Linked DNA regions of Homo sapiens: region 2 is linked to region 1. Evidence: chromatin loops called from intact Hi-C (ENCODE). Cell type or tissue: heart left ventricle. All regions are shown on one strand. Links, peaks and the distances in the headings refer to the core of each region. The heading gives the core; the rest is flanking DNA.

Evidence for each region. Hi-C counts contacts between places; a loop is a spot of excess contacts. Peaks named below come from ENCODE experiments on the same cell type or tissue, not always from the same donor. Only the 100,000 strongest peaks of a DNase experiment are listed, where the experiment ranks them.
Region 2: it touches region 1 in a loop (13-fold over the local background); 4 of 110 quality-filtered maps call a loop at or near these places.

What each region holds. Positions count from the first base shown.
Region 1 is chr16:20,804,759-20,821,210 of GRCh38, forward strand. It overlaps REXO5 (RNA exonuclease 5), which reads left to right and starts at 1,769. Exons shown (of 20, transcript NM_030941.3): 1 at 1,769-1,947; 2 at 2,194-2,333; 3 at 8,432-8,544; 4 at 10,169-10,295; 5 at 11,358-11,454. The coding sequence starts at 2,196. ERI2 (ERI1 exoribonuclease family member 2) reads right to left here and starts at 1,714. Exons shown (of 9, transcript NM_001142725.2): 1 at 1,650-1,714. The coding sequence starts at 1,672. RefSeq lists enhancers at 910-1,855, 1,604-1,713, 2,434-2,573. In heart left ventricle, for the core only: no CTCF peak of the experiment used is centred there; no DNase peak of the experiment used is centred there.
Region 2 is chr16:20,870,093-20,886,544 of GRCh38, forward strand. All of the region lies in intron 1 of DCUN1D3 (defective in cullin neddylation 1 domain containing 3), which reads right to left. Among named protein-coding and RNA genes, the nearest start is that of DCUN1D3, 22 kb to the right of the region's middle. RefSeq lists enhancers at 4,271-4,370, 4,621-4,840, 8,911-8,980 and a silencer at 5,487-5,566. In heart left ventricle, for the core only: no CTCF peak of the experiment used is centred there; no DNase peak of the experiment used is centred there; H3K27ac peaks cover 1,637 bases.

The DNA.
Region 1 (16,452 bases), core at 5,603-13,602:
GTAGAGTTTTAACTAGGCAGACACCTCCTGTAGTTTTCTGTGTTTGCTAAGAGTGGGAAGTGCCAGGATTTGGGAATAATAAATATCATTTATTGACTGCTTACTACATAGCAGGTACTAAAATTAAACTAAGATGATGGCCTCCTTTAATCCTCAACAAGTGTAGTAGCTAGAAACTTTTCCTACCTATATTTTATGGATGAGAAAACTGATTCTTAATTTGCCAAAGAACATAGCTTTGGTATGTGAACCCAAGACTGTCCAATTCTGAAGCTCATGCTATTTGCTATTATATTACATCTTTCTAGTAATCAGAAATATGCACAGCGCATCCAGGAATCAGGGAGGACACAATAATTCATATTGTGAATTAAAAGGATCACTAGGCCAGGCACCGTGGCTCACACCTGTAACCCCAGCACTTTGGGAGGTTGAGGCGGGTGGATCACCTGAGGTCGGGAGTTCGAGAACAGTCTGACCAACATAGAGAAACCCCATTTCTACTAAAAATACAAAATTAGCTGGGTGTGGTGGTGCATGCCTGTAATCCCAGCTACTTGGGAGGCTGAGGCAGGAGAATGACTTGAACCCGGGAGGCAGAGGTTATGGTAAGCCGAGATCGCACCACTGCACTCTAGCCTAGGCAACAAAACTCCGTCTCAAAAAAAAAAAAAAAGATCACTAGAAAATGGGTTTGTAAAAAGTAGAGGTTCCTCTTCAAAGACTTCCTTCCCCGTCTAATTAGGAATAAATAGTAACTTCTCTTAGAGCAAAATTTATTCAAAGACCTGTGCTAACATTCTTAAATATCTGCTAGATATAATAAAGAAATCAATGTACTTTATGTTCTTAGCTCCCACAATTTAGCCTAAATATTTGCCCTGGCATGCTTATACTGGTCCAATCAAACATTAGGTCATAGCCTGTTCCTCTTCCTTACTTAAAAGTGTTTTTACCTTTCTCAGCATTCCACAAGTTACTTCCTTCTTCCTTTGTTCTCCTCTGCCTTTGCCTCTTTTAAAAAGTTCTATGTTGCTAGTCAGTCGGGACAAATACAGAATGTGAGGTCCCGTTCCAGCCAAAGGAAACCGGACACAGCAGTAGGGTGGACGCGCCACGTTATAAATGACCCTGTCTCCTTTGTTCAGTGTACTCTCCTGGCAAAACTGCTGGCGAGTGTACCCTTTCTGCAGGAAGTAAAAATGGCCTTACTAAATAAATTAAATTTAAGTTTAAGTTCTATTTCTTTACAGCACCGAGGAACGAGCATTTCGAACAGGTTGAACACCTTGACAGATTCAGTGTGTGGCCTGCCTGAGACCTCCAACCAGTCTGCAGGGCACTGTCACGTCCAGTCGTTTCCCAAGGCCTAAAATAGGCAGGCACTGGCTCAAGGCCACACAGTCAAGGCCCCAGGGTTCGTCCGCCTCGGGCTCCTGTCACCCTCGGGTAGAAGGTGGCCCAAGGCTGAAGACCGAGGTCCAGGGAGGCGCCTTTCCAACCGTGCCAGAGAGGGCAGGTCGCAGACGCCGGGGCTGCGGGGAATAGAGGCCCTCACCGCAGATGCCACCTGCCGTGCCCTGCTCTGCGGCCAACGCCAGCGCTGGACCCGGAGCTACCCGCCCCCGACCCGGAACTCCCTCGAGTACCGCGCGAGCCGCTTGGTCGCCATTCCCGACACTCCTTGCTTTTCCAAGTCCAGCTGCCGGAAGTCGCTCGACTTCTACTTCCGGTCCGTTCAAAAAGCCCGCGAGGCTGAGGGGCGGTTGTTGTTGGCAGCTGTGGCTAAGGAGGGGAGAACCTCTGCTCCCCGCCCGTCTTCTCTTCTGCGTTTCCCGGGCTAGGGGGCGTGGGGAGTGGTTTTAGGCGGCGAAGCCGCTCGGCAGCACCTTCCTTCTTTGCCAGGCAGACGCCCGTTGTAGCCGTTGGGGAACCGTTGAGAATCCGGTAACCGATGCGGACGGTAAAGCCGTTTGGGTTAGAGCGGCGCGGGTGTCCAGTCCGCGGAACGGGGAGATCGTTGGCACCTTCGCTTTTTTAGGGGAACGGGGATAGTTCGGTAAACTGAATTGAGAAGCGGATCCGAGGGAGGTTGAAAGCTGTCAAGCCCGTGTAGCTCTCCCGCTAGGAGGCGGCACGCGGGGGAATAGGGGCGCTGGAGTTTCCCCAGCTCTACCTCATCTTTCTCCACAGCCATGGAGCCAGAGAGGGAAGGGACCGAGAGACACCCCAGGAAGGTCAGGGAAAGCAGGCAGGCCCCAAATAAGCTGGTCGGGGCAGCTGAGGCGATGAAAGCCGGTTGGGATCTCGAGGAGAGTCAGCCCGAGGCCAAGGTGAGCAACGGGGATCCCGAGCAGGCGGCCCTAGGCGGTTTGGAGCTCCCGGACCCTCGCCCAACCGCCGTCGGGGGCACTGGATTCGGGCGGGCTCTCCGCCCTGGCCTCTCCGAACCTGATCCCTGATCATTAAAATGGGAATGAGTGTAATACCACCTTCCTGCAACAAGGCTGTCATTGGCTGTCACTGGGATAGTGAGTCGGCCGAGTGCGGTGGCTCATGCCTGTAATTCCAGCACTTTGGGAGGCCGAGGCGGGCGGATCACGAGGTCAGGAGTTCGAGACCAGCCTTGTCAACATGGAGAAATCCCCGTCTCTACCAAAAACACACACACAAAATTAGCCAGGCGTGGTAGTGGGTGACTGTAATCCCACCTACTTGGGAGGCTGAGGCAGGAGAATCGCTAGAACCCAGGAACCAGAGGTTGCAATGAGCCAAGACCACGCCATTACACTCCACCCTGGACAACAAGAAAGAAATCACGTCTCAGAAAAAAAAAAAAAAAAAAAAAAACTGGGATGGTGGGCCGGGTGCAGTGGCTCACGCCTGTAATCCCAGCAGTTTGGGAGGCCAAGGCGGGAGCATCATTTGAGGCCAGGAATTCAAGACCAGCCTGGGCAATATAGCAAGGACCCCATCTCTTAAAAAAAAAAAACAAAAAACAAAACAAAAAAAAAACTGCCTGTACATAATAGGAATGTTCATCGATATCCTGGGGCACAAAAATACAATTCCTTGCCCTCGTGCAGTTTACATTCCAGTAGGGCGGGGGTCCCCAACCCCCTGTGCACAGACTAGTACCTGCCTGTCCATGGGGTCCCCAACCCACTGTCCACAGCTGGCCTGTTAGGAACCGGGCCACAAAGCAGCAGGAGGTGAGCGGTGGCCGATAGAACGTTACCCCCTGAGCTCCACCTAGGCATTAGATTCTCATAGGAATGTGCCAAACCTATTGTGAGCCCTATTGTGAACTTTGCATACGAGGGTCCTAGGTGGCATGCTGCTTATGAGACTCTAATGATAAATGTAATGCACTTGAATCACCCCGAAACCATCCCCCCAGCCCTTCTCCCAGTCAGTGGAAAGATTATCTAACACGAAACCGGTCCCTGGTGCCAACGGTTGGGGACCGCTGCAATAGGGGAATAAAAAGGCTGATTATCCCTATCATCCTTACCATTTACTGAGAACTAAATATACTTCATTCATCCCTTCAGTCGTTCATTGGGCTTTTTTGTTTGTTTTTGTGTTTGAGACAGGGTCTCTGCTCTGCTGGACTCAGGCTGGACTACAGTGGTGTGACAAGGATCCTCCTGTCTCTGCCTCTTACAGGCATGAGCCACTGCACCCAGCTATTCATTGGTTTTTATTGTCTGCCATGTGCTGGGGCACTGACCTAGGTGCTTGGGGTACATCAGTGAATCAAGTTCACTGCCCTAGTAGGTCTTATATTCTAGTGGGCAGAGACAAATGATAAAAATAAGTTATAATATGTGAGAGAGGGATTAGGGATGTGATTTTTTTTTTTTTTTTTTTTTTTGAGGTGGAGTCTCCCTCTGTTGCCCAGGCTGGATTTGGCTCACTGCAACTTTTGCCTCCCAGGTTGAAGTGATCCTCCCACCTCAGTTCCACCAATTAGATGGGACTACAGATGTGTGCCACTGTGCCAGCTAATTTTTCTTTTTTTTGTAGAGACGGGGTTTTGCCATGTTGCCCAGGCTGGTCTTGAACTCCTGGACTTAAGCGATCTGTCCACCTTGGCCTCTGCAAGTTCTGGGATTACAGGCATGAGCCACTGCTTTTTTTTGTTTTTTTTTCGTTTGTTTTTTTTTAAAGAGAGACAGGGTCTCCAACTCCTGGGATCAGGAGATTCACCTGCCTCAGCCTCCCATAGTGCTGGGGATTACATGTGTGAGCCACTGCACCCAGCTGAAAATTTTTTTTATTAAAGTGGGATTCCAGTTTTTTTGCCTATCAAATTTGCAAAAAAATGTTTAATGTTTATGTGGTTAGTGTAAGGAGATTGACAATCACATATTTTGTTATGTTGAAACAATCTCAAACTTTTAGAAAAGTTGTAAGAATAGTATCAAAACCTCCCCTCAACCAACATTTGAAAGTAGTTGCTGACACAATGGTCTTTTTCTACCCACCCTCAAGATATTTTATTATATATTCTCTATAAACCTACATAATCACAATGCAACCATCAAAATTGGAAATTACCATGGATATATCATGACCATCTACTCCTCAGATGCCATCCAAATTTTCTGTAGTTGTTTGAATAACGCTTTTTAGCAATAAGATCCAGTCTAGAATTGTGTTAAATTTAATTGTCATGTCTCCATCAAACAGTTCCTTAGTCTTCCCTTGATATTCATGACTTTACTGCATTTGAATAATCCTGGGCCAATTATTTTGTTGAATGTCCCTTAAATTAGATTTGTCTGTTTCTTCATTGATTAGATTCAGGTTATATACATCTTTAGCAGGAATATCACAGGAGTGATACTCTGCTCCCTTGCAGATTGTACACAATTTGATTTGTCCCATTATTGGTGATATTAACCTTGATAACTAGATTAAGATAGTTTCTACTAAAGTTCTCTAAAGTTATCTTTTTCTCTGTGTAATTTTCATTCTTATTTTTTTGAGACAGGATCTTGCTATATTGCCCAGGCTAGTCTGGAATTCCTGGGCTAAAGCAATCCTCCCACCTCAGCCTCAGTGTAGCTGAGGTTACAGGCCCAAGCCACTGCTCCCAGCTGTCTGTAATGTGCTTCCTCAAACACTTTGGGCTTATGCATTTACTTTTTTATCAGTATGATGAACTCAGTGGTACCTATTTTGTTCAGTGTGTTACTATCTTTTACTGGATTGTGATGCTTTAAATATCCAAGATTTTGTCATTAAGCTAGCTTCTGTGGCCTTTTGACATGACAACATCATTCTTTGAGCATGTCATTACTTTCTGGCACAAGAAGATATTCCAGGCTCATATGTGCTTTCCCTGCCCCAAGCCTGGAATCAGTCATTTCTCTTAGGGTACCTGGTTCTTTTTAGTGTAGAATGATATTTAGATTTGGGTGCTATGGTGATGTTAATACAGATGCTTCTTCACTTAAAATAAGATTACGTCCCAATAAATCCATCGTAAATTGAAAATTTTGTAAGTTGAAAGTGTATACACACACACATACTTACATTTAAATATTTTTCTGTATTTTACTTATGTGAATTCACATCAGTATCTCCACTTTAATCCAAATCCAGTAATACAGGGTTCATTCTATTCATTCTAGTTTTCTCCTTTTTTTTTTTCTTTTGAGACAAAAGTCTTGCCCTGTCACCCAGGCTGGAGTGCAGTGGCATGATCTCTGCTCATTGCAACCTCTCCCTCCCAGCGATTCTCCTACCTCAGCCTCCTGAGTAGCTGGGATTACAGGCACCCACCACCACGCCTGGCTAATTTTTGTACATTTAGTGGAGATGGCGTTTGACCATGTTGGCTGGTCTCAAATTCATGACCTCAAGTGATCTGCCCACCTCGGCTTCGCAAAGTGTTGGGATTACAGGCGTGAACCACCGCGCCCAGTCCATTTTCATATTTGTAACTTCCTTCACTAACAATGAGAAACCCGACACCCAACATCTTCAGTATATTTGATCAATCCTTATTGCTGCCGCTGACCCACCCTCACACCCTCTTGACTCTGCTTAGGCTCTGTCACCCTGCACTGGCTCCATCACCTTGTACCAGGTCATCTTCCTTTGTGAGCACCCTCATCCTATGACAGGTGGCTGCCACCATCCCTCTCAGGTTTATACCCTCATCCTGTTCAGGCTTTAAACCCTGCAACAGGCCACTACTGTCCCTCAGCATTGATGCCCTCCTTACCCTAAATAGTTTCTGACATCTGATGTCAGGACTCACTGCCCTCCCTTCCTTCCTGTATGGGTGACGTCCTTGTGCTGCTGAGGCTTTGACACCCCACACCAGAGCACCCTCCTGCATGAATGTCCTCAGCTTCTGCTCCTAGTCCTGGACTGTCTCCTCTACAGGACACCTTCCTCACCCAACTCAGGCTCTTGACATCCCATGCCTGGCAACCAGGGTTACTCACCGCCATATAGACTCCATCTTGCTCAGTCTCACCTTATTAATCTCATGTTTTTATTTGGTAAAAACAAACTGGCATATTCTTTCAGGAGTTCATTTGAACCAGGAATTGATCCTAAGAAAGTAGATAGATGTACAAAGGTGTCTGTACAAGGATGTTCATCATAATGTTGTTTGTAATTTAAAAAACCAGTGTTATCAATAGGGAATGTTTTTCAGATATATTATAAATTTTCAGGTAAATTTAGAAAATGGACTATTATTCAAGTATTAAAATTGATTTTTTTTAACTGATATGGAAAGATACAGCTTAAGTTCGGGAGTAGGGAGTTGGTTTCAAAAAAGAATGATTGATAAAATCCACTGCGGGCTGTATAGTATAGAGATAAGCCTGCATTCCAGTCTTGGTTCTATCATTTATCTGTCTCTCCAATTTATCTGTAAAATGGGGATGATAGTAGTACACACTTACAAAGTTGTGAGAATTAAATGATTTAATGCATGTAAAATGATCAGAACTGTGTTTCGCTAATGTAAGAGTTTAACATTAGCTTAAGGCCATGGGAATACATTAGCAATAATATCTAATGTTTATTAAGTACTTATGTCAGGTACTAGCCTCAGTACATTGTACTTGAACTATTTCATTGGTCCTCCCAATTATTTAATGAGATAAAATTATAATTACTCTCTAGATGAGGAAACTGAGTCTTAGAAAGGCTATGGCACTGGTCCAAGATGATGATGATGGTCCAAGGCTATGGCACTGGTCCAAGCCTGGTGTTTGAACTCAGGTAGTATGACTAGGGCTTGAGCTTCTAACCGCTATGCTCTGCTGCCTCGCAGACCAAAACGAAAGTGGTGATTACCTCTAAGTTGTACTTTTATTTTAATTATCTCTGAGGTGACTTTTATTTTCGTTTCTCTGTATCATTTATTTTACAATTCTCTGTTAATGAGTCTTTTGTAACAAACACGAATTACTTTATTAAACAAATATAGGCTGGGCGTGGTGACTATAGGCCGGGCGTGGTGGCTCATGCTTGTAATCCCAGCACTTTGGGAGGCTGAGGAGAGCAGATCGCTTGAGCTCAGGAGCTCGAGACCAGCCTGGGCAACATGGTAAAAACTCATCTCTACCAAAAATACAAAAAAAATTAGCCAGGTGTGGTGGCATACATCTGTGGTCCCAGCTACTCAGGACACTGAGGCAGGAGGATCGCTTGAGCCTGGGAGGCAGAGGTTGTAGTGAGCAAAGATAGCGCCACTGTACTCCATCCTGGGTGACAGAGTGAGACTCTGTCTCAGAAAAGAAAAAAACAAGTATAAGTTCAAAGCCTTTTTAAAGGGGTTGGGAGCTTTGCTGAACTCTTGTTGCCCAGGGGATAAATTCTGATTCATTAGCTTAGGCCGCATTGATCTATGATCTGGCTCCTGCTTCCCTCTCCTCATACCTCCACTACTATGCAACATGCAATCCTGGCTCCTTGCCAAACCATACTACATGTTGAATGCGATGTTCCCTCCAACATGGCATTGTTTTCAAGGCTCAGCCTCAGTATTTTCATCTCAGTAGCCTTCCCCAAACTCTCTAACCCCTAAGGCAGTTAGACTCCTTGTTCTCATAGCTTTGTAATAGCACTTACCCACACTGTGTTGGAATTAGCTATTGCTTTCTCTCCCTAGTAGAATGGACTCTTTGAGAGCATGAATTATGCTTTATTTATCCTATTCCTAGCATGTAACCAAGTATCTATAATTCAGTTTTGTGTCAATGATAATTACTTTATTAATAATGTCATACCTACCACATATTGTTATTTTAGGCCATCATTTTCAATTAATTAGCACTTCCTTATGTTAGAATATACCTGTATGTTAAAGTAATCAGAAGCTAGAATAATTTAACTTGCTTTGTTGGTATTCTTGATAACCAATAATGGCTTGCTACGCCCTGATTAATCTTTGCAGAAAGCCCGCTTATCTACCATTTTATTTACTGACAACTGTGAAGTAACCCATGACCAGCTGTGTGAATTGCTGAAGTATGCAGTTCTGGGCAAATCCAATGTTCCAAAACCCAGGTATGAGATGAATTTAAATGGTGGGTATTGACCAGCGGTTTCTTTTTTTTTTTTTTTTTTTTACCTCTCCCAAGCTCCATCATTCAAACCAGAGGTTTCAAACTGGCTTATCGACAGTATTTTTTTGCTATGCAGCATGTCCTGAATTTTTTATGATGGCTGCCAAGTGTTAATTCTGGAAATTCCTATATAAAAATCTACATTTTCTTCTTCCAAAAACTCAAAGATGGCAGCTATCCCTATATTCCCACATGGCAATAATTTGTCAAAGCTGAGTGGTGGTCTCCCCCTTTATATGGGACATGTATACTACAATGTCCTACCTGGCCTGCTTCCCATATTTACAGTATCTGTCTGGCTACTATAGATATTTTAGTTTGTTTCCCGTGTTGCAGACTCAGCTGAAATAACAATGATCTGTGAAGAATTCCAGTTAATCTTTTTTCTTTCTTTTACAAATAAAAGGCAAAGAGAGCCCCGGCATAGTGGCTCACAGTTATAATCCCAGCACTTTGGGAGGCCAAGGTGTGAGGATCACTTGAGTCCCAGAGTCTGAGACCAGCCTGGGCAACATAGCGAGACTCAGGCCCTACAAAAAAAAAAGAGAATCTTACTGTTCTGATATTGTTGGTGCCATTATTAAGTGTCTTATGAAAAATATTTTGTATGTATGCAAATAATACACACGTCTTTCTGGGGGAGGTTGTTATGAATTGGCTAGCTACTTCGAGAACTGTCTTCTCCATCAACAATTACAGCCATCAGTCTGTCAGTTTATCTAAAACTGTTTTTTTTTTTTTTTGGTAGGTTTTATGTCTCTATTGCAACTACCCAACTTGGCCATTGTAGCCCAAAGCAGCCATACATAACACATAGACAAATAAGCATGACTGTAGTTCAATAGTCTTATTTACAAAAATGGGTGGAGCAGGATTTGACATTTTTTTGGTGGGGGATGGAGCCTCGCTCTGTCACCTAGGCTGGAGTGCAGTGGCACGATCTCCGCTCAATGCAACCTCCACCTCCCAGGTTCAAGTGATCCTCTTGCCTCAGCCTCCAGAGTAGCTAGGATTGTAGGCTCATACAACCAGGCCCAGCTAATTTTTTTGTATTTTTTTTAGTAGAGATGGGGTTTCGCCATGTTGCCCAGGTTGGTCTTGAACTCCTGACCTCAAGTCATCCACCTGCCTCGGCCTCCCAAAGTGCTGGGATTACAGGCGTGAGTCACCGTGCCCAGCGAAAACTGAATTTCTTAAAGCCAGCCATTTGATTCCCTGGTTTAGGAAGGACCGCAGAGTAGGTTGGTATCTTAGGGATGACTTTGTAAAGTGAGCTTAGTTCTGATTCCAAACAAACCTTAATAGGACTGTGAATTTAAATGCATTGCATTTTGCTTGGTATTTTACTGGATTTGAATACAACAAGTATTTATCTCTAGGGATCTTTATTTGAATTCTGTGCAATAATGGCTGTCTTCCAGTTCCAGGCAGACGGTGAATGGTGATAAATTCTATTAACTCTCACTCACTGCTTTTCCTGCGCCTTCTCCCCTATTTCCCCTCTATATGACTGTAACTGACTTAAGGCCATCTGTCTTAACTGTGTTGGTTTGATTTCTTGGCAGCTGGTGCCAGCTTTTTCATCAAAACCACCTAAACAACGTAGTGGTTTTTGTTCTGCAGGGAATGAGTCAGCTACACTTTTACAGGTTCTATTTGGAGTTTGGATGTCTTCGAAAAGCATTCAGACATGTAAGTTAAGAATACTTTGTACTAGGGGCTGAGTCTGTTTTCCCATTCTGAGACTAATACATGTGTCAGGGACCATGCTCCTTGGCAACCTAACTGAACAAACAGTAGGGGATATAGAAAGCAAAAAGACCTTAGAGGCCTCATGTAGATTTGTCTCTGATTTTCTTTGGAAATCTAGGCAAACTCTTATTCCCAGGTTATAATCTGTAGCTCCTAGGTTGATATTGTTCTATTTTATTTGGGCTATGGTGTTTTCAGAAATTGTAAAATATAATACAAGCTGAGTTTTCTACCTCTCTTTAAAAAAATCGCAAGATTGGGCACCCTTAAAACAGTATATGGAACTGAATAGCAGTTGTCATCTTTAAAAAGAGGCACCTGCTGTCCATTTTCCCGTAGCCTCTTCCATTTCCTAGTGACCCATTTCATCCATTTATTCCTGAAGGCATTTGAGTTGGTGAGCCCTAATTTAACCTCCCTGGGTCACCATTTTTTTTGCTTTCATTTATTGAGCACTTCCTGTGTATCAGGCTCTCTATTAACCACGGACCACCTGCTACACGTATCATCTTTAATTATCACAATAGTCTTATAAAATAGATACTTTTTAATTTCCATTTTGTACATGAGAAACTGAGTAACTTGCCCGAGTTCCAGCTAGTAAGTGGTAGGGCTGAAATTTAAGCCCAGGTGAACCTGAAGCTGAAGCTCTCAACCTTTTTGCCGTGTGATACCATCTATTCTGATGGCAATGGCATGCTTTCCAATGAAATAATAGATTTGGAAGAACTTTGAAAATACAAAGGGACTTTTCTTGTCTAAGTTGTATATTTCTGTAAAGTTTGTCTATTTTACAATATATAATCATAGGGATCAGTTAGTGTTGTGTGGCTTCATTTACTTAGTCACTTTTCTATATTAAGGAAACAGTTCTTATTTTAAAATGCTAACAATTACTGTCTAGAACTTTCAAAGCACTGAGGTGACAATAAAAGTCCAGGCCTTTCACAGTATTTTAGCTGTTTTCAACCATTTTTGTAAAACCTGTTAATATATTTTCAGAAATTCCGCTTGCCTCCACCATCATCTGATTTTCTAGCTGATGTTGTTGGGCTACAAACTGAACAAAGAGCTGGAGATCTGCCCAAGACAATGGAAGGTATAGCTATGATGCTGGTTTGATGCTTTGCTCACTCTAAAAGATACGGATATGATTGTAAGTAGGTTTAGCACAACAAAACTCAATTCTAACTAGCTTAAGCACAAAAACAATTTTTTTTTTTTTTGAAACGGGGGTCTCACTCTTGTCACCCAGGTGTGAGTGCAGTGGCGTGATCACACGGCTCACTGCAGCCTTGACCTCCCAGACTCAAGCAGTCCTTCCACCTCAGCCTCCTGAGTAGCTGGGGAACTACCAGCACAGGCCACATCCCCAGCTAATTTTGTTTGTTTGTTTGTTTGTTTGTTTTGAGAAACGGGGCTCCACTGTGCTGCCCAGGCTGGTCTCAAACTCCTGAGCTCAAGTGATCTTCCCACCTTGGCTTCCCAAAGTGTGGGGATTATAGGCATGAGCCACCATACCTGGGCCACAAAAACAGTTTTTTTAAGGAAAAATGGGCAGGTACTCAGGGAAGTTAGATAGCAGGAACCACAGCCAGGGTTCATGTCTCAGAAACAATCTGGTTAGATAGCTAAGGATACCTGGGTATCACTGATGTTGGACTCTTATGAATTACTGTGAATAATTTCTAAACTGTCACTGGGTCTTTGTACCCACCAGTGTACAGGTGGGAAGGAAGATCTTGCCTTTGACTAATATAAGGGATACCTGCTGATACTACTCACAGTGAAGAATAGGCAGGAGGTTTAGATACTAGCCAGCTGAAAGATTCATGATAGCAGTGTGTTTTTCAAACTGTGGGTTGTGTCCTATTGGTAAGTTATAAGTAATCTTTTTGGTTTTGCAGGAAGGTGAGTGATAGAGTAGTATAGGACTTATCAGAGTTAGTTGCATATAGTAAGGTTAGGTATTGTTCAATGATACTCTATTTTGTGTTCAGAAATAATTAATTGAATAATTGCACTGAGGGAACATGAAAAAGTAGTGAGGAGTAACTTGATTTCTTATCTCCTCTAGAAATGTGCTTGCATTATCCTCTGTCCTAATCCCCACTTCTAATTTTCTATCTTTCTGTTGTTCTCTTCTTCTCATGGATGCCCATTTTTGATCTGCAATTGTATTTGATTTGATTTGCACTGTATTTTAAACATCTGTGATTAAATCACAGAGTAATCATTATGAGATTCTAGGTTCAAGTAAAAGCATCACGTTGCAAAAGAAAAGATGTAATCAGGAAAAAGAAATCTGACATGTTTGAAGAGTACAGCTTGTTGGACATGCTGAGAAGAATAGGAGGAGGTGGTGATGAGAGACAAAGCTGGAAAGGCAGATTAAAGCCATATCCTGCAGGCTTTGTTTTTATTTTATGTTTTATTTTTATATTCTGTACCAGCCACGGAGAGACAACCTACAGGCTTTGAATGTCATGCCAAAAGAATTTGGATTTTATTCTGTAGGCCTTGAGGAGCCAGAGAGGTTAGGGCAACTTCTCCATCCTCCTAAGTATTTCACTTCATTTTCCAGTGCTAAATATCAGAGTCCCCAAGGCATAGTCCCTCGCACTCTGATCTTCGTTAATCAGTCTTTCCTTCGGAGCATTCATCTGTTCTTGCCAAGTTTACCTATTAGTTTTCTTTGAATGACTCCTGTATCTTTATCTCTAGGTCTGATGCCCCAGATTGCAGGCCTGCATTCTCAACTGCCTGCTGAATATTCCAATTGCTATTTGGATATTCTACTGTCCTCAGTCATAACATAGCTAAATGCGTTTTTCTCATCCTCAAATAATGGTCTCTTCATATTCCCTCTTGTTGGTGTCATTTTTCTCTAAGACACCAGTGTTGAATTTTACAGTTTTCTTTTGGCTCCCTATCCCCAAACTGTCTGCATGCCTAATTCCCTTTGCTCCTATAAATCTCTATTCAGATGTCAATTTAACAGAGACCTTCTCAGCTCATCCTATACAAAATATATGACAGTAACCCTTTCCCTGCCCCAATATTTCCTATACTTTTCTCCTCCTTTTCTTCAAAGCCCTTATCTTACCTGATATATTACGTATTTATTTGTTTATTATCCATATTTCCAACTATAAGTTAAATGTCATGAGGAATTTTGTTGGTTTTGTGCATTGGGGAATTCCTAGTGGCCAAAACAGTGCCGGCTACATAATAAAGTTATAAATATTTAAATATTTTGCTGGCTGAATAATTTTTTCACCATGTTCTACCAGTTTTTCATGTATGTTTTATATATCCCTTTTTCTCCATAGCTTCCACTATCTTAATTCAGATGCTGTAACAACTTCTTTTTGAAACAGAGTCTCGCTCTGTCGCTGAGGCTGGAGTGCAGTGGGATGATCCCAGTTCACTGCAACCTCTGCCACCTGGGTTCAAGCGATTTTTGTGCCTCTCAGCCTCCTGAGTAGCTGGGACTACAGGCGTGCACCACCATACCAGCTAATTTTTGTATTTTTAGTAACGACAGAGTTTCACCATGTTTGGCCAGGCTGGTATTGAACGCTTGGCCTCAAGTGATCCACCTGCCTCAGCCTCTTAAAATGCTGAAAGTACAGGCGTGAGCCACTGCACTTGGCCTTTTTTCATCAACATTTATTTTAAGTTCCTGGGTACATGTGCAGGATGTGTAGGTTTGTTACATAGGTAAATGTGTGCTGTAGTGGTTTACTACACAGATCAGCCAATCACCTAGGTATTAAGCTCAGCCTCCATTAACTATTCTTCCTGATGCTTTACCTCCACCAACCCCTCTGACAACCCCAAATGTGTGTTGTCATGTGTCCATGTGTTTTCATCATTCAGCTCCCTCTTATAAGTGAGAACATGGTGTTGTTTGGTTTTCTGTTTCTGCATTTGCTGAGAATAATGGCTTCCAGTTCCATCCATGTCCCTGCAAAGGACATGGTCTTGTTCCTTTTTGTGGCTGCATAGTATTCCATGGTGTATATGTACCACATTTTTTTTTATCTGATCTATCATTTATGGGCATTTGGGTTGATACCATGTCTTTTCCACCTGCGCATATCTTTATAATAGAATGATTTATATTCCTTTAGAATATACCCAGTAACATGATTGCTGGCTCAAATGGTATTTCTGCCCCTAGCAGATGCTCATAATTTTTTGGCCAGAATTATTGTAAAGCCCTTTCTAGCCTCTTTCTACTTCGCTTTCTTTCTTTCTTCATTTCTTTCCTTTCCTTTCCTTTCTTTTCCTTTCCTTTCCTTCCTTTCTTTTCTTTCTTTCTTTCCTCCTTTTTTTTTTTTTTTTTTTAAATTTAGGCTGGGCGCAGTGGCTCACACCTATAATCCCAGCACTTTGGGAGGCTGAGGCAGGTGGATCACCTGAGGTCGGGAGTTGGAGACCAGCCTGACCAACATGGAGAAATCCCATCTCTACTAAAAATACAAAATTAGCCGGGCGTGGTGGTACATGCCTGTAATCCCAGCTACTCAGGAGGCTGAGGCAGGAGAATCATCTGAACCTGGGAGGCAGAGGTTACAGTGAGCCGAGATCGCGCCATTGCACTCCAGCCTGGGCAACAAGAGCGAAACTCCGTCTCCAAAAAAAAAAAAAAATTTAGAGTCAGGATCTCCCTCTGTTGCCCAGGCTAAAGTGCAGTGGTACAATCTAAGCTCACTGCAGTCTCAAACTCCTACATTCAAGCGATCCTCCTGCCTCAGCCTCCTGAGTAGCTAAGACTTGCAGTTATGCACTACCATGCCTGGCTAATTTTTGTTTTTGTAGAGACTGGGTCTTGCTCCGTTGCCTAGGGTGGTCTCAAACTCCTGGACTCAAGCAATCCTCTTGCCTTGGCCTCCCAAATTGCTGGGATTACAGGCATGCCATGCACCCAGCCTCTACTCCATTTTTTACAAATCTTTGAGGTTGATGTTTCTTAAAACACTGCTTTAATTACATCACTTCCGTTCTCAGGAGCTTTTTGTGGCTCCCCATTACGTATTGAATGGTGGACGAAAGTTAATTATGCTCCTGTCTCAACTTTGTTTCCTATGCTCATCTCTTGCACAGACCTTTCTTTCTTCATTACTGGTCTACTGACAAACCAAGTTTACTCTACATTTCTGTCTTGCCTGGAATGTCCTCTTCTACTTATGATACTTTGGCTATTTTCTTTACAAGGATCAGCTACTCACTTAGGTCATCTTGAGCAAATATTGTTTGAAGAAGGATGTATGTGGGTAGAAAGCCAGCAGGAACCTAAGTGCCCCTAGTAAAAAGATTTTCTCCAACCCTTTCATAGCATCTACTTATCTGTGTATTTTCTTTTCTCTTCTGACTAGTCAGTTCTCTCTCTTTATATATATATATATATATATATATATATATATTTTTTTTTTTTTTTTTTTTTTTTTTTTTTTTTTTTTGAGACAGAGCCTCGCTCTGTTGCCCAGGCAGGAGTGCAGTGGCACAATCTCTGCTCACTGCAACCTCTGCCTCCCGAGTTCAAGCAATTCTTGTGCCTTAGCCTCCTGAATAGGTGGAATTACAGGTGCATGCCACTACACCTGGCTAATTTTTGTGTTTTTAGTAGAGATGGGGTTTCACCATGTTGGCCAGGCTGGTCTTGAACTCCTGACCTCAAGGGTTCCACCTACCTCAGCCTCCCAAAGTGCTGGAATTACAGGTGTGAGCCACTGTACCTAGCCCAGTTCTTTATATTTTTTAGTGAAAATCCTTAAAGCAGGCGGTCTGATGAACTTAACTACTTAAGATTTTCCCTCTGAGAACATGTCTTGATAAGGAATATCAAGTCATTGGTCAATCTATAGATGATCTCTCTTGAGCCAGGTCATACCCTTAATCCAATCAGTAATGGTCCCTGGTTAAAGAACAAGCTTTTGCTGCTTAAATAGGTGGCTGAGGGTGGAGTATATTTAGCTAGAATGAACCATAAGGGAGAGACAGGCACTGTAAAGAACAGGTTGAATATACCAACTATCTGAATTCTGTCTTTTTTTTAAGACTCAATCTTTTCCTTTCTTGATCTCTGACA
Region 2 (16,452 bases), core at 5,339-13,338, 65 kb after region 1:
CCACTTAACCTCTCTGAGTTTCTGTGACACTGACATTAAAGTGAGAGGTCTGGGTTAGTCTTTCCAAGGTCTAATATTCTGGGACTACTTCACCTTTTTTGGCATTCAGTGAGGCCAAAGTTCTAAATGTGCAACCCTCCTAAGGACAGGCACTTTGCCTCCTTGGTGAACAGATCTCACACTACTCCTTGCCCAAGACTATCAGAGTCAAAGAAAAAGCAGAAGTCCAAAAGCAGAGGGAAAGCAGGGCTACTCCAATCTGAACAACGAGGGATAGGAAACACCAGTTTTGCAGCCTTCCCTCTCCTTAATCATCTTAGTTTGATCTCTGGAGGGTCAGTAACAGGTCCAGACATGGAAAACAGACCCAAGTAAACTGCTGCAGCTCGCTGGGTCAGGAAGCCCACTCAGAGGAATGCATGTTGGCTACTACTAATGGACAGCCTGTCACCCAAGGAACAGACTTGTGAAATGAGGAGCTAAAAAACAGGAGGCAAATGCTGGCACCAAAAGTCAGTGTCAGCAAAGCACTTGAGATCTGCTCTGAGGCTTCCTTGACAGAAGGGACCAATCCATTCCACTCCTCCATTCTGTTCCCATCTAGAATCTATTCAGCAGCAAGAAACCACTGCCAGATGCTGGTGCTCCTACATATTAACAATATAAAAAGCCCATCTTTTCAACTTTCATCTAAATAGTTTGTAGAGCTAGCTGGGTGCAGCTTTTTATTTCTTCCTACATATGTCAGATACCCAAAGGCCAGAGAACATAAGTACATGAATTCCTCAGACAGCTTTTCTACAGCTGCCAGGGGCTGAGGCGGTTGTACTGGCACAGCCATCCTCCGGAGAGTCTCAAGGACCACAGGAGCCCCTTGATCCCACCTGGGAGCAAGACTCTGAATGACCTGAGAAAAAGACGGAATATGGCTGGTGTCCATTTGTAAACTACTTCCTAGAAAGTAAATGTGCAAAAATAACAAGGAAGACTGAGGGAACACTTTAAATGCACAGTTGCTGCTGCCACTTCCAACTTAAGACTTCAAAGATCACCTTTGGAGATTAGGTCTTACCCAGAGCTACTTGGGAGGGAAAGTTGATCCCTCTGCCAAAGCAAACGAGACCCGTCTGCTTCTATTTTCCAGCTTTTAAAAGACTTTTTGTCCTAAAATGTACAGCAGCAACAAGCAACAGCAGTTCCAGTTAGGGTTGGGGAGGAACCCATGACTTTTTACATCAACCAATCTCAAAAGTGCAAAAGAAAAGAGGGAGGAAGGAAGGGAGAAAGGGGGTAGGGAGGACAGAGAAAACTTTTAAAAAAGAAAACTGGCTATGTTTCTATAAAAATCATCTTAGGTCACATGACTAAGACCAGCCAGTTTAGCATAAAGTCATTTCTTTTTGAAAGTGTTCTCAATGTCCCTCGCATTGCACCCTTTGAATTCACTACTAAGAATATATGTCCAGTTGAGGCCTCAGGACTGAAGCCAGTGTGGGCTGGCTAGAACAAATGCCTACTTGCCAAATACAGCCAAGCCAACACACGCACATACTATAAAGTTTCCAAATACCAAATAATGAACCATTTTTTTGGTCTCTGGGCTTCCAAACTGAGCTACATGTTTAATCCCACATAACTCAAAATAACCAAAAAAGGGCTATATCATTTCACTGACCCATACTTGAAATATTTTTTGCTGTCACTATTGATCTGGGCATTTCTAACTACCCACTTATGTGCAAGGGGGAGCATCATAAATGGGCACCAAATTTCTAGGTCATTCTTTGTTTTCACACCAGCTTTTCCAGTGACTTTCCCTGTTTAAAACCAGAAAGCCATCCTGGATTTGTACTGAACCTTAACTCTAATAAAAACGGCATGCCTGCTGCACTCTTCATCTCCGTTATAAGCTTGCAGCTTGTTTTATTCCTTAGGATGGAGCCTCAGTAGAGCCCACTGAAAGTAAACCACTGATTAGCACTAATACCCTCCTTCCAGTCAGCATATGGTTATCAGCCACCCTGGAGGTTTACCTGATTGTAGCTGATTAGTCCTCAAAACACCCAATTACCACATCAACTGCTCATTTTTCAATCACCTTCTGAGAACTTGGGAGTCAGCAACTCACTGAAAATTAGTGAACTGGAGATAAGGTTAGATTTTTGCATCTAAGTAAAAGGCAAGAAAGGAAATTATGAAATGAGTCCAAAGACGACGAAGGAACACAACATACAGATGATAAATGACTGCATCCAAATGTCTTAAAGGGCACCTGGATGACCACAAATGTAGATATGTGGTTTCGGGAGCCAAAGGCCTCTAAGTAGGCCTCAGGTTCACCACGTGGTAACCAATCAACCTCTTAATGTTTGCTAATTCTTAAAAAAAAAAAAAAAAATCTAAATCCATTAAGACCACATTTATCAGCTTTTTCCCCACGATGGAGGTTGACTGCTAATGCATAGCAGACAGGAAGAGGAAGAGGGACAGAAAAGATCCACACAATAAAAGAATTCCTGCTTTCAACCACATCAGTAACCTGGTCAGAAAAGTGAGGTCACTAGACTCTCTTTCCTGCTGGCAAATTCAAAAGTATTACATAATTATTTTGTGAAGTTTAGAAAGTACAGAGAGGCATAAAGAAAAAAAAAGCCAATCACTAATTTCACCACCTACGGTTAATATTTTGGAGTATATCCTTTCAGTCTTGCTTCACTGCGAATCACATCAAAAAGGCTAACCAGGCTAGGCGCAGTGGCTCACGCCTGCAATCCCAGCACTTTGGGAGGCCAAGGCAGGTGGATCACGAGGTCAGGAGTTCAAGACCAGCCTGGCCAACATGGTGAAACCCCGTCTCTACTAAAAATACAAAAATTAGCTGGGCATGGTGGCACATGCCTGTAATCCCAGCTACTTGGGAACCTGAGGCAGGAGAACTGCTTGAAGTGGGACCTGGGAGGCAGAGGTAGCAGTGAGGAAGACTGTGCCACTGCACTCCAGCCTGGGCTACAGAGCGAGACTCTGTCTCAAAAAAAAAAAAAAAAACAACTAACCAATCCAATGATCCAGTGATTCTGGCTCCAGGGATTTTAAGGAAGTGTTTTTAAATGATGGGGGAATGGGGAGAAAAGCAGCTTAATCCTAAAGACATCTTTCACTTATATCTAAATTTCCTCAATTTATTCTTTCAAAAGAAGATCAACTTCCTCCTCACACTCCCTCCAAGGAAAAGAAGAGGACAAAGATGATGACCATCTTAAGGTCTAATGAGTAACAGTCCCCTTATCAAAGGTTTAACATCAGGGGTAGAAGGGTCTGGCCCATGGATTGAGTGATTCACATTCCCAGGGAGCAAGAGGCTCATTCAAAAGAGAAATGTGGAATGCCTGGAAATGGTCAATGGGCTGGATTTAGTGTGAAGACTAACATGGGCTGTCAAGCTGCAGACTGGGTCAAAGGACAGATTTGTAGCAGACGTGTCTGCCTTCCCAGCATCCAGGCTCTTCATCAGGTGATTACCCAATTTTCACCAGCAGATCCTTTTCCCTCGCTCTCGGCCATATGGCTGGGTGGGGTTCATAAAGAACTATGGGACTCAGCCCCACCAAGGCCTCACATGCCCCTGGCTTTAATGACTGGACCCAGGATATGCCCATGACAAGCCAGCCAGACAGAATCTCAACCCTGAAAATACAGGAGGCTGGAGATGCTACCAGAAAGAGCTACCAGAGAAAATAAGAATGCCTAGGGGGTCACTGTGAGGATTAAATGGTCCCTGTTTATCACATGGGGCTCAGCTCAAATGCATGTAGAACCCAAAAATGAAATCACCAAGTGGAAAGCAGTATGAAGAGACAAAGGGAAACTGAATTTTGAAGGCATTATTTACACCCTGAATCCAACTGTTCCTAGAGTCAAGATCAAAGCCTGAACTTCACAGGTGTGAGCCAACAAACTCTCCTTTGCATAAGTTAGATATCAGGTTTTCTATCACAACTGAAAGAGTCCCTACCAAGACACAGCTATGTCACTCAGATCTCTTCTATTCAGAGAGCAAAGAGAGAGAAGATCTAATTGCCAGATGTTCTGATTCATGGTTCAGAACCAACTGACTAGGCCACAATTTCTAGTCGAATATATCATAGGACCCTTAGCTGAACAACAGGACCAATGATCCCAAGTTCATGAAAGCTGTCAAATTCCATTATAACTACGTGGACCAGTAGGATGCTATTTAAAAGATGGTATGACTAACTGGCTACAAGAATCTTTCCAATTGCAATTTTTACACCGTTAGACCTCCTTCAAGTAGATATGCCACAGAATACTTCAGGAGCTTTATTCTATTGTGTACATATTTGCTGTCATCATCTTGTTCCCAAAGAGGAACCCCGTCCCAGCATTCAGACACCATGTGAAAGGCTGAAAGCAAAAATCTCTCAGAAGTCTTTCTCTGTACAATAACATGATCAACCTTCCAGCTGAAACAGGTATTTGATCTAAACCATATCCCATGAAACTGAAAGCCCAAATCTAACCTGAACTTGGCTACCCTCTTGGTTTCAATTCCTATCACTGAGACAATTTCTCTTTGATTTTACATGCCGAAGAGCCTATTAAGAAAGTGTTTAAGTTTCAAAGACTGACAGGAAATGCTCATGTTTGCACATCTTTATTTGAATACGTTCTCTGCAGGTTGAAACTTGAGGCCCCAAGGTTTAGGCTTTGATTTTTTTTTTTAAGTTACTTATTTTCACAAATGCTCATGTAGCATGAGGCCCCAGAGTACATTAACATGTGCAAAGATAAGCAGGTAATTAAAAATGGAGCTCTATACCTGTTGGAAGGCACTGTGGTACTGCAAGCTTTGCAAAGTAAGACATCTGATGATTCGTTCCTGCCCACTTCCCACCCACATGACCTGCCAAAATTGCTGCCACCTAATGGCCACCACAATGCTGTCTATTAAAACCCTGCCCTAGCAGCTATGCCCTATTTTAAGAAACAACATAAAAAATTTATAAAATAAAGCAGCAGCACCATAAGTTCTTTCAGTCATCAATAAGTCTGAAGACTCAAAGACAACTATGGCCCCAGAATAAACTGCGTGCGCTCATGCACACACACACACACACACACACACACACACACACACACACACACAAATGTTGCATCCAACAATAGGGGGTCCATGAAATTACATGCAACTTTTCTGAATTGCGTTCAGTGTCTTGACTGTTCTGCAACCAACATTCAATTCTCTCACTCAAAAACCAGTTGCACAGATATTGCAGCTCCTTCAGCTGCTCCAGTATAGTCATGTGCCTTCCAGGAGGGAAAGTACATGCATTGGATGCAAAATGACTAGGTTTGTACAGCCCAGCTCTACCAACTCTCTAGCTCACACTTAACCATATTCCATCTCAGTCTTCTCAGTTGAAAACGGGAACTAAAACAAATCACTGTGAACTAAATGACTATATGCAGAAGAATAAAACTAGATCCCCTCTCTCACACTATATACAAAAATCAAATCAAAGTGGATTGAAGATTTAAATATAAGACATGAAACTATGAAACTACTAGAAGAAAACACTGGGGAAATGATCTAGGACACTGGTCTGGGCAAAGATTTTTTGTGTAAGACCTTAAAAGCACAGGCAACCAAAGCAAAAAGAGACAAATGGGGTTATATCAAGCTAAAAAGCTTCTACACAGCAAAGTAAACAATCAACAATGTGAAGAGACAATCCACAGAATGGGAAAAAAAATCTGCAAACTATCCATCTGACGAGGGATTAACAGCCAGAATATATAAGGAGCTCAAACAACTTAATAGCAAAATAATAATAATAATAATCTGATTTTTATTTTATTTATTTATTTTTTTTGAGACAGAGTCTCACTCTGTCACCCACGCTGGAGTGCAGTGGCATGATCTCGGCTCACTGCAACCAATCACCTCCGAGGTTCAAGTGATTCTCTTGCCTTAGCCTCTCGAGTAGCTGGGATTACAGGCGCATGCCACCAGGCCCAGCTCATTTTTGTATTTTCAGTAGAGACAGTGTTTCACCATGTTGGCCAGGCTGGTCTCAAACTCCTGACCTCAGGTGATCCGCCTGCCTCAGCCTCCCAAAGTGCTGGGATTACAGGCTCGAGCCACTGTGCCCGACTCTAATCTGATTTTTAAATGGGCAAAAGATCTGAATAGATGTTTCTCAAAAGGAGACATGAAAATAGCCAGCAGGTATACGAAAAAATGCTCAACATCACTAATCATCACAGAAATGTAAATAAAAGCCACAACGAAATATTATCTCACCCCAGTTAAAATGGTTATGAAAAAAAAAAAAAACAGAATAATGAATGGCAAGGATGTGGAAAAATGGGAACCCTCGTATACTGTTGGTGGAAATGTTAATGAGTATAGCCACTATGGAAAACAGTATAAAGGGCCCTCAAAAAACTGAAAATAGAACTACTGTATGATCCAGCAATTGCACTACTAGGTATATGTGCAAAGGAAAGAAAATCAATATACTGGAGAGATCTGCACTCCCATGTTTATTGTAGCATTATTCACAATAGCCAAAATATGGAATCCACCTGAGTGCCCATCCATGGATGAATGGATAAAGAAAATGTGGTACATATACACAATGGAATATTATTCAGCCATAAAAAAGTATGAAACCCTGTCATAGGCAACACGGTTGGAACTAGAGGTCATTACGTTAAGTGAAATAAACCAAGCACAGAAAGACAAATAGCACATGTTCTCACTCATGTGTGAGCTAAAAAAGTGGATCTCAGGAAGAGAGAGACAGTTATCTTCTCTAGGTAGTTACCAGAGGCAGGGAAGGGGAGCGGGAGGGGAGATGAAAAGAAGTGGGTTAGTGGGTACAAACAGAAGTAAGACCTAGCGTTGGAAAAATCAGTAGGGTGACTCCAGTCAACAATAATCTAATGTACATTTCAAAATAGGTGGAAGAGAATAATTTAAATGATCCCGGCATAAAGAAAAGATAAATATTTAAGGTGATATAATATCCCAATTACCCTGATTTGATTTTTACACATAATGTGAATGTATCATATTATCACATGTCTCAAAACTACATATATTATTTATCAATTAACAAAAAAATGGGACTGAGTTCTGCGATGAAAAAAAAAAGGTCACGGTGAAGAATAAATGGCTGCTTCATATGAGATGGGTCTCAGTTCACGTGCTGACATGTGTTCCATGTTCAACCAATCCAAATGCCACTTCCCTCTAATTCAGCACAACGCTGTTTTACTTCTTCACGGCACTTACAACTCTGTGAAATTCTAATTTGCTGACTTATTTATTGCCTGCTCCCTCTAATAGCAGGCATTTTACCTGCCTTATTCGCCACTTTACCCTGTGCACCTAGGCTATGTGGCACATGGCACATTGATAAGTATCTGTAGAAGGAATAATAGTCACTGATACTGAGCACATGCTCTGTACAAGGCTTTATTGCTTTAAATATATTAACTCGTGATTGAATAAATGCTGAATCTGAGATGTTTAGCACTTTCTCACACACAATTAATACTCAATAAATGGTAGCTATTTATACCAATTCAAATTATAGGATGATGTCAACAAACACTCAACAGGAAAGAGTAAAGGGAGTTGAGTCCTAAGAATGCAGAACTCAATTCAGTTCTCAAGAGCTGATTTTTTCTTTTTAGAGACAGGATCTGGCTCTGTTGCCAGCCCAGAGTGCAGTGGTGCAATCATAACTCACTGTTAACTTCAAACTTCTGGGCTTAAACGATCCTCCCACCTTAGCCTCCCAAAGCAGCTAAGACTACAGGCACATGGTGCCACACCCAGCTACTTTTTTCATTTTTATTTTTGTACAGACAGGGTCTTGCTATGTTGCCCAGGCTGGTCTCGAACTCCTGGGCTCAAGCAATCCTTCTGCCTCAGTCTCCCAAAGCACTTGGTTTATGGGTGTGAGCACTGGGCCCAGCCCTGATTCTTAAGGTCTATTTTTTCTTGGACTCCCCCCATTCGAAGCACCCACTACCTTCAGAGAGGAAAGAGAGGAGAGGATTATCTTATTACTCCAATTATTCTTTACCTTATGAGTTTCTCAGATAATGTGATACAAACACAGCTTCTCAGCCAGCAGTACACAGGTCCATCTCTCCTCACTTCACAAGCTAATTTTCACCTCAAATACAGCAAAAGCCAGAATATGAAGCTGACATAGGGAGATGTTCAACCTGTCATGTCTCTTTTTGACCTGTACCTCAGGATCTTAGAAAAAATTCACATTAATGGAAATCACTTCTGCCTCTCTTTTCAGTCAGGGTGTTATGTCCAAGGGTTTACTGAAGCCACAGCCATGCACTGCACTCTAGGAAGACCAAGGGGCTCACCAACTGGGAACACTCCAGTGAAAAGCCTCAGGCTGCTGGTCTGAACTGCATCTTCCCCACCTCAACAAATAAAGGCATCATATTTAAGGTGTCTAGAGATGCAGGAGCAACAGCCAGCAGCTTTTTTGAATACTGCATACTACTTGCTTTAAATACGAATTCAACTGCTTAAAACACAAGGACTCATGGCCAGTGTTACACCTCTTGAGATGTTATACCACTGTTCACTTGATGACAGAGTGACTTTTAACTTGGAGGGCTGAAGCACATACCTTATCAAAGAGGGTAAGTGATACAGACAATAAAGGTCCTCCATCTCTTTACAGCCACCAGAGACAATGAACTTTGTTTCACATGACTGCGAGAAAGGCCAACAACTAAAGTCCTCAACGGGGCCCCCAAAGCCAGAGGTACTTGCTGAGAAAGCAAAGGGCAGATTCCACCTCCGCTGGCTGGCAGACCCACACATTCTGCTTAACCATGTGAAACAGCCAGCTCTTACTCTGCCCGCCCCCAGGCCCAGTTATGATATTTGGGGTAGAAAGAGAATAGCAACACCGGTGACTTTTCTAGGAGGCTGTTTTATAAAAACAGAGCTTCCAATTTTAGGCCTAAAATTGAAAAGAAAAATAGCCAGAATTAGAAGTCTGTTTTAACACAATATATTGAAAATTACAAGTTTAAACACTGGTAGCTGGAGACGGGGTATCACACTACCACATGACTTCTCAGTGAGTCATAAAAAATAGTACCGGCTTGTTTAACAGTGATCGTCCACCAGTGACAGAATTAAGAAGTCCGCTTGTGTCAAATGATGGAAAACCAAACTGATACCCCTCTTGTGTTTGTTTCAGCAGTGGCAGAACTGACACAAATGAATTGCAGCAACAATCTACAAGACAAACACTGATAAACCTTTTTTGAGGCTGGTCAAAGAGGAAATGTTTGAAACCCTGAATATGACTCATTTTTCAGAAGTCAGTTTAACAGGAGAAAAAAAAATCTCTAAACTATTAATAAATCACTAACTGAAATATTTCTGGATTGCTAACATCCAATCTTGATTAGCATACCTTTGTGTCAAAGCAAAAGCCAAATGCAGGCATTTAACAAGTCACTACCCTTTCAGTTAGGAGAATCGCTCTGGTGGAACTAGATGAGAACAACAAAAATTAATCTTCAGGCATAGATGGATACTGTCATGATAATAAGATAATAAAGACCTCCCCAAAGGATTTCTGGGTATCATAAATTATATAACAAATCCACTTCTGCCAGGCAGCCAAGATTAACTCCTATTCACCCAGGTTATGACTCGGTATTGCCAATGGGCTTATTGAAGTGGAAGTCTCATTATCCACCACTGCTCAGCAAAAGGCACAGTCATCTTTCTCATTGCAAATCAATTTGCTGACACCAACTACTCACTGTAAGAGAAGTCAACCTAATAATCTTAAAAACAACTTTGACACTTGTTTCTTCCAGGCCAAAAACATATTTTAAGAACCAGAAAAGAAAATGTTCCGTAATTTCTCCCTCCCAGTAAGTCCTTAAACCGAATTTTTTAAGTGCCTAAGATGACATTTTATTATAATATACTTTATTATGTCTATCGTGCGTCCAAGGCTTAAATGCATTACACATTATTTATTCCCTTGGGACAAAAACATTCATGGCTCCCAAGCAAATAGTCAAATATAAAAAGTACATAGAAGAGAAAGGCTGTTGTCATTTTAGTGACAGCATCTTAGACTGCAAGCTCCAAGAAGACAGGGAATGTGTATGATGACACAAAAAGGGTCAACTTGGCATAATGCGAAGGCTCACACCTGCAGACCCAGCACTTTGGGAGACCAAGGCAGGAGGACTGCTTGAGCCCAGTAGTTCGAGACCAGCTTGGGCAACATAGGGAGACCCAATTTCTACAAAATCACAAATAAAAAAATTAGCCAGCCTTGGTGGTACATGTCTGTGGTCCCAGCTACTTGGGAGACTGAGATAGGAGGATCCCTTGGGCCCAGAGGGCTGAGACTGCAGTGAGCAGTGATCATGCCTGGGTACTCCAGCCAGGGTGACAGAGTAAGACCCTGTCTCAAAAAAAAAAAAAAAAAAAAAAAAACAGAAAAAAGAAAAAAGAAAAGAAAATGGCTAACTGGCATCTAAGAGATACTTTCTAAAGAATCAAATGGAAAATAAGCACCTACTATGTCCCTAGTGCACTGCACAAATCTACCTAAATGCAGAGTACTACCACTTTTACATAGTAACATCCACAAATAGTTTCCCAAGGTTTACTACGTACCAGGCATCATTCTCAAAACATTTTTACACATATCAACTAATAAAACAATCCAACTCTCCAATAATAATACCCTAGGAGATAGTAAGCAGCAGAGCCAAAATTCAGACTCTTAAATTAAGGATGCTTTTCAAAGCTATTTTTTTTTAAGCCTGAAGGTTTAAATTGCTTCTTTCAAAACAGCATACTCCGATAGAGTGGTTTTTTGTTTGCTTTGGTGTGCTAAGTCTTTGAGTCACTGAGAAATGAGAGTTTGGACTATACAAGTAGTTTTCAAACTTTAACTGCAACCTTCAGTGAGAAATATATTTTATATCCTTACCCAATGCACACATATAAAGCCATGTACAACTCAAAGAAAAGTTCCATGAATATTTAACCTTTTAAATATTTACCCAAGCCTGGGCAACACAGCGATACTCTGTCTCTACAAAAAAATTTAAAACAATTAAGTGGGTGTGATGATGTACACCTCTAGTCCCAGCTACTCAGGAGGCTGAGGGGAGAGAACTGCTTGAGCCCAGGAATTTGAGGTTACAATGACCGATGAGTGTGCCACTGCACTCCAGCCTGGGTGACAGAGCAAGATCCTGTCTCAAAATAAATAATCTACTCAATATTTACCCTTACTTCTATGATGCACTGATTTGCACTATTTGTTTTCTTTTTTTCCCATTTTGTTTTTAATTGTTGCTTATAACCCACCAATGAGATATGACCCATAGCTTGGAAATCTCAACCAAGCTTGATAAACGTTCCCTCCATCACCTTTATTGTGCCTGAAACAACGTTAGGCATTTTACAGTCATGATAGCATTTACTCTCCACAGCTACTCTCGGAGGTTCCTATGGCTATCCCTATTTTACGGATGAGGAAATAAGCTCAGAACTAAAGCAGCTTATGCAAGCCCTTAGCCTGTGACAGAGACAGAGGAAATTCACCAAACTGCTCCCCTAATTTCAAACATCCTTTCAGTTAGGTGGGGAAATGTGTTTACTTTTTTATTTTTTGAGACAGAATCTCACTCTGTCACGCGTGCTGGAGTGCAGTGGTACAATTTTGGCTCACTGCAACCTCCGCCTCCCAGGTTCAAGCGATTCTCCTACCTCAGCCTCCCAAGTAGCCAGGATTACAGGCGCATGGTACCACGCCCAGCTAATTCTTGTATTTTTAGTTGAGATGGGGTTTTGCCGTGTTGGTCAGGCTGGTCTCAAACTCCTGACCTTGTGATCTGCCCGCCTCAGCCTCCCAAAGTACTGGGATTACAGGCATGAGCCACCGTGCCCGGCCTAGTCTTATACACACTGTTACCACTGCTCAGAATCCCTCCCCATTCCTTTCTCTAGTCTTTCATGCCTTATGCTGGGATTTTACTTCCCACAGGACTCCTTCCTGACTGAGAGCCTCTCTGCCCCTGAGCACCTTCATTTATAACATTGCTATTTTTTTTTTTTTTTTTGAGATAGAGTTTCGCTTTTGTCACCCAGGCTGGAGTGCAATGGTGCAATCTCAGCTCACCAAAACCTCCACCTCCCGGGTTCAAGCAATTCTCCTGCCTCAGCCTCCCGAGTAGCTGGGATTACAGGCATGTGCCACCACACTCTGCTAATTTTGTATATATATATATATTTTTTAGTAGAGACGGGGTATCTCCATGTTGGTCAGACTGGTCTCGAACTCCTGACCTCAGGTGATCTGCCCACCTCAGCCTCCCAAAGTGCTGGGATTATAGGCGTGAGCCACCATGCCCGGCCAGCACTGCTATTTTTACAGCACTGGTTTTACAACATTTTCTAATTGTCACTATCTTATGTTCCAACCAGACAATAAAGTCCTTAAGAGCAAGATCTACAATAGGCACTAAAAATTATTGGAACAAGTAGCTGGCAACATATAAACACATTTCTTCTTCCTGAAACACGATGTGTCCAATCCTAGAGTCAGTCTTTCAGAAAAATTCAGAATACATACGCTTCACTTTGAATACAACCATGAAAGCATTACATTTTGGAGGCCAACATTTTTTAGCTTACAAAACTGGTTTTTAGTTTCAGAAGTACCCTATGAATGGTCCACATTCTGTCTGAGAATGCCAGTCTTTTGCTTATAGATTTCTAACTTAAAAATAACAGTCTGGTTCTTCTTAGGGAGAAAATATCTTGTACAGGTTGAGTATCCCTTATCCCAAATGCTTGAGACCAGAAGTGTTCTGGATTTTGAACTTCAGATTTTAGAATATTAACATTGTACTTACCAGTAGAGCATCCCTAATATGAAAATCTGAAATCTGAAATTCTTCAATGAGCATTTCCTTTGGGCCTCATGTCAGGGATCAAAAGTTCTAAATTTTGGAGCATTTCAGGTTTCAGAGTTTCAGTAACTTCAGTACTTTAAAAGTGTGTTTTTGAAAGTTTTGTTCTGGCCGGATGCGGTGGCTCACGCCTGTAATCCCAGCACTTTGGGAGGCCGAGGCGGACGGATCACGAGGTCAGGAGATCGAGACCATCCTGGCTAACACGGTGAAACCCCGTCTCTACTAAAAATACAAAACATTTAGCCGGGCATGGTGGCGGGCACCTGTAGTCCCAGCTACTAGGGAGGCTGGGGCAGGAGAATGGCATGAACCTGAGAGGCGGAGCTTGCAGTGAGCCGAGGTCGAGCCACTGCACTCCAGCCTGGGTGACAGAGCGCAACTCCATCTCAAAAAAAAAAATTTTTGTTCTGTTAAACTGCTATCATAATTGAAAATTCTTTTGCTTAAGCTGGTTGTATCAGAAGTATTAAATACTGGAGATCTTTAGAACTTTCTGTTGAGTGAATCAATTGAAGTACTGTATGAAAATAGCAAATATGCAAATCAGAAAGGGGAGGAGCTTAGGCCAAACTGTTCAGAAGGAAAGAAAAACAGGTTTCCTTCCAAATGGGGAAAAGGCAACTGGAAAGATTTTTACCTGTTGCACAACTTTTTATTATCTCTTTCTGCTAGGCCAATCAACGATTGAGAGCTGTGAACTTGGAAAAGCAAATGCTCTGATAAATTAAGCAACTCCAGCTCTTTGACTAGGAAAGTTTTAAAGTCAGAGTTAAAGATTAAGTCTTCAATTAAACATTTTTATTTTTTTACTTGAAGTTGCCATGAATATTCAAGTTTCTAACATCCTAAAAGGGCTTTATTTTAGGAGTGAAAAGATTCTGGATAAACTAAAAGGTTATTCTACCATGAGAAGACCGCGATAAGTGGTGCTGGAACATGTAAGAATGGCTTGTAAAGGTACTGACCTCTGCCACTATGTTGTACATCTTTCCTTCTGACTCTGTTATATGTTAAGTTTTTAAATGTGTGGTCTCGAATGCTCATACTTCTTATGGAGATTATACGACCATGGAGATAATCATTTGTATGACTAGGAAAGAACAGTCTTCTTTCATGTGGCTTTCATCTTTAAAAGCCCAACTGCTCAGCTACCCACAAAAGATCTTAACCAAGACAAACTGATCCAATGGCAATTTCCCAAGAAGAGAAGAAAACAAACAGCCCCACTCTAGCTTTGCAAAACTTGGTCTGCAGACCAAGGGTGAATGTCACAACTCGGCCCCTCCCCTTTCAGAATGTATCCAGACTCATCAACCATTGCCTACACATAATGACTAACTTCCATACCACAGGAAATAGGCTGTTCTAGAAACCTGACATCTACAAGTAAGGTGGTCTTATAATTGTATATCCAAGGAGTTGCTTGGTTTGAACTCAAAATCTGCTCAAAGGATGCTTGCTGCGTGTCATCAATTAGATCTTAGTGGGAAGGCAGACTTGTAATCCTGCAAAACACAGCCTTCAGTAAAAGGCTTTTTCCACCTTGCCAATGTGCCCAATGACACAGGTCACGACACCTCTCTGAGACAAGACAGTAAGAATGACAAAATCGAAATTTACAAAGTATGAGGAATTGAAGCACAGATCCCACCTCAGTTGGGGAACATTTGAGAGTTTCTCATTATGAAGTCATGTAGAAACCTTGTATTAAATAAATGAAGTTCGAGGTTGCAGGGAACCATGATTAGGCTACTGCACTCAGCCTGGGCAACAGAGTAAGACCCCATCTCAAAATAAATAAATAAAATAAATTAGGAGAATAATGTTGGGCTATATCACTGCCACCATTTTGCTTTTTTTTTTTTTTTTTGAGACGGAGTCTGGCTCTGTCACCAGGCTGGAGTACAATGGCACAATCTTGGCTCTCTGCAACCTCTGCCTCCTGGGTTCAAGCAATTCTCCTGCCTCAGCCTCCTGAGTAGCTGGGACTACGGGCACCCGCCACCATACTCGGCTAATTTTTGTATTTTTAGTAGAGACATGGTTTCACCATGTTGGCCAGGATGGTCTCCATCTCTTTACCTCGTGATTCCGCCCGCCTCAGTCTCCCAAAAGTGCTGGGATTACAGGTGTGAGCCATTGCACCCGGCATTTTGCTCTATTTTAACCTAATCTTCACTAGTAACACTTGGCACAGGGACCTATCAGACTTGGATCCATCTTTATAGCAATTTTTTAAAACTAAAATCTGAAACACTAAATAACTTATTACAAGGAGCTATACCAGATCCATGGCCCTTTACAGCGTGTTAACTCAGAACAAGATCACTTGCAAACACAGACCAATCCCCAACTGTAGATAATAAAAGATGACAGTGTAAAGATACACAGAAAATGTTTAGGGACTACAGGTAATTAAGGCTTTAAAAAAAAAAAAACATAAACTACATCTGAAAGCAGCTTTTTCGGCTTCTATTGCTTAACAGAGATTTCCATTTTATTCTGGGTTTTACTGAAAAAGCAAGTGCCTCCCACAGTAGTCTGTATCATTTCTACTACTACTCGTTTCCCTTCTCAAGACCCCACTATGTTGAATTATGAGCAATATGACAAAGTGAAATGAGATTTTAAATACTGCCTGCCTCAGTGTTTAACATCATTTTAGGGCACATATCCCACTGTCCCTTTAAAGCAGTCACCAGGAAGAAGTAATCTACAGGTCAGCTCTTGAGATGGGACAGAGCCTTGAATCCATGCACTGGCTTGGGTTCAAGAAGCAATTAGGCTTTTTCTCCCACCCCAACAGAACAAGTCAGACCCTAACTTTACTTCTAACATGGGGAGTCCCAACAGCAAACAATGAGGAACTGAGGAGCAATCCAGGTAGCCGGGAAACTGCTAAAGGTGAAAGAGTAAACAATATTATTCATTTTTTCATTGAAAAAAAAAAAAAAGGCCACCAATACTAATGGCTATGGTATTTTAAATTCTACATAACCTACTTGTGGGTATTTTTGTCACAAATGCAAAAAAAGAAATTTGTCAATTTGCTTGAGTTAGTCAAGTCTTTATTTTTTTGCCTGAGACTTCTGAAGGCAAGTCTTTAAGTCCTGAAATCGGGACCTGCTCAGCAGTGGCCATCACCACAAAGACTTCATTGAATAAGGTGTGGCGCTGCACTAGAGTTACTGAGTCTTGGAACCTACAAACTTCAGCCATTCATATCCCATCTTTACCATCCCATCTACTGTTCACCTAATATTTTTCTTAAAAGCTTCTTTAAAAACTGCATCTACTGTTAAATAAAAATGATAGAAGACCATGGTTCTGGACTAAGCTCCTGCACTAGGCTCCAAGAGACCAGACTAAAAATCAAAATGGAGTCATTCATGCCCAAACTAAGTTTGTTATCTGACCTTC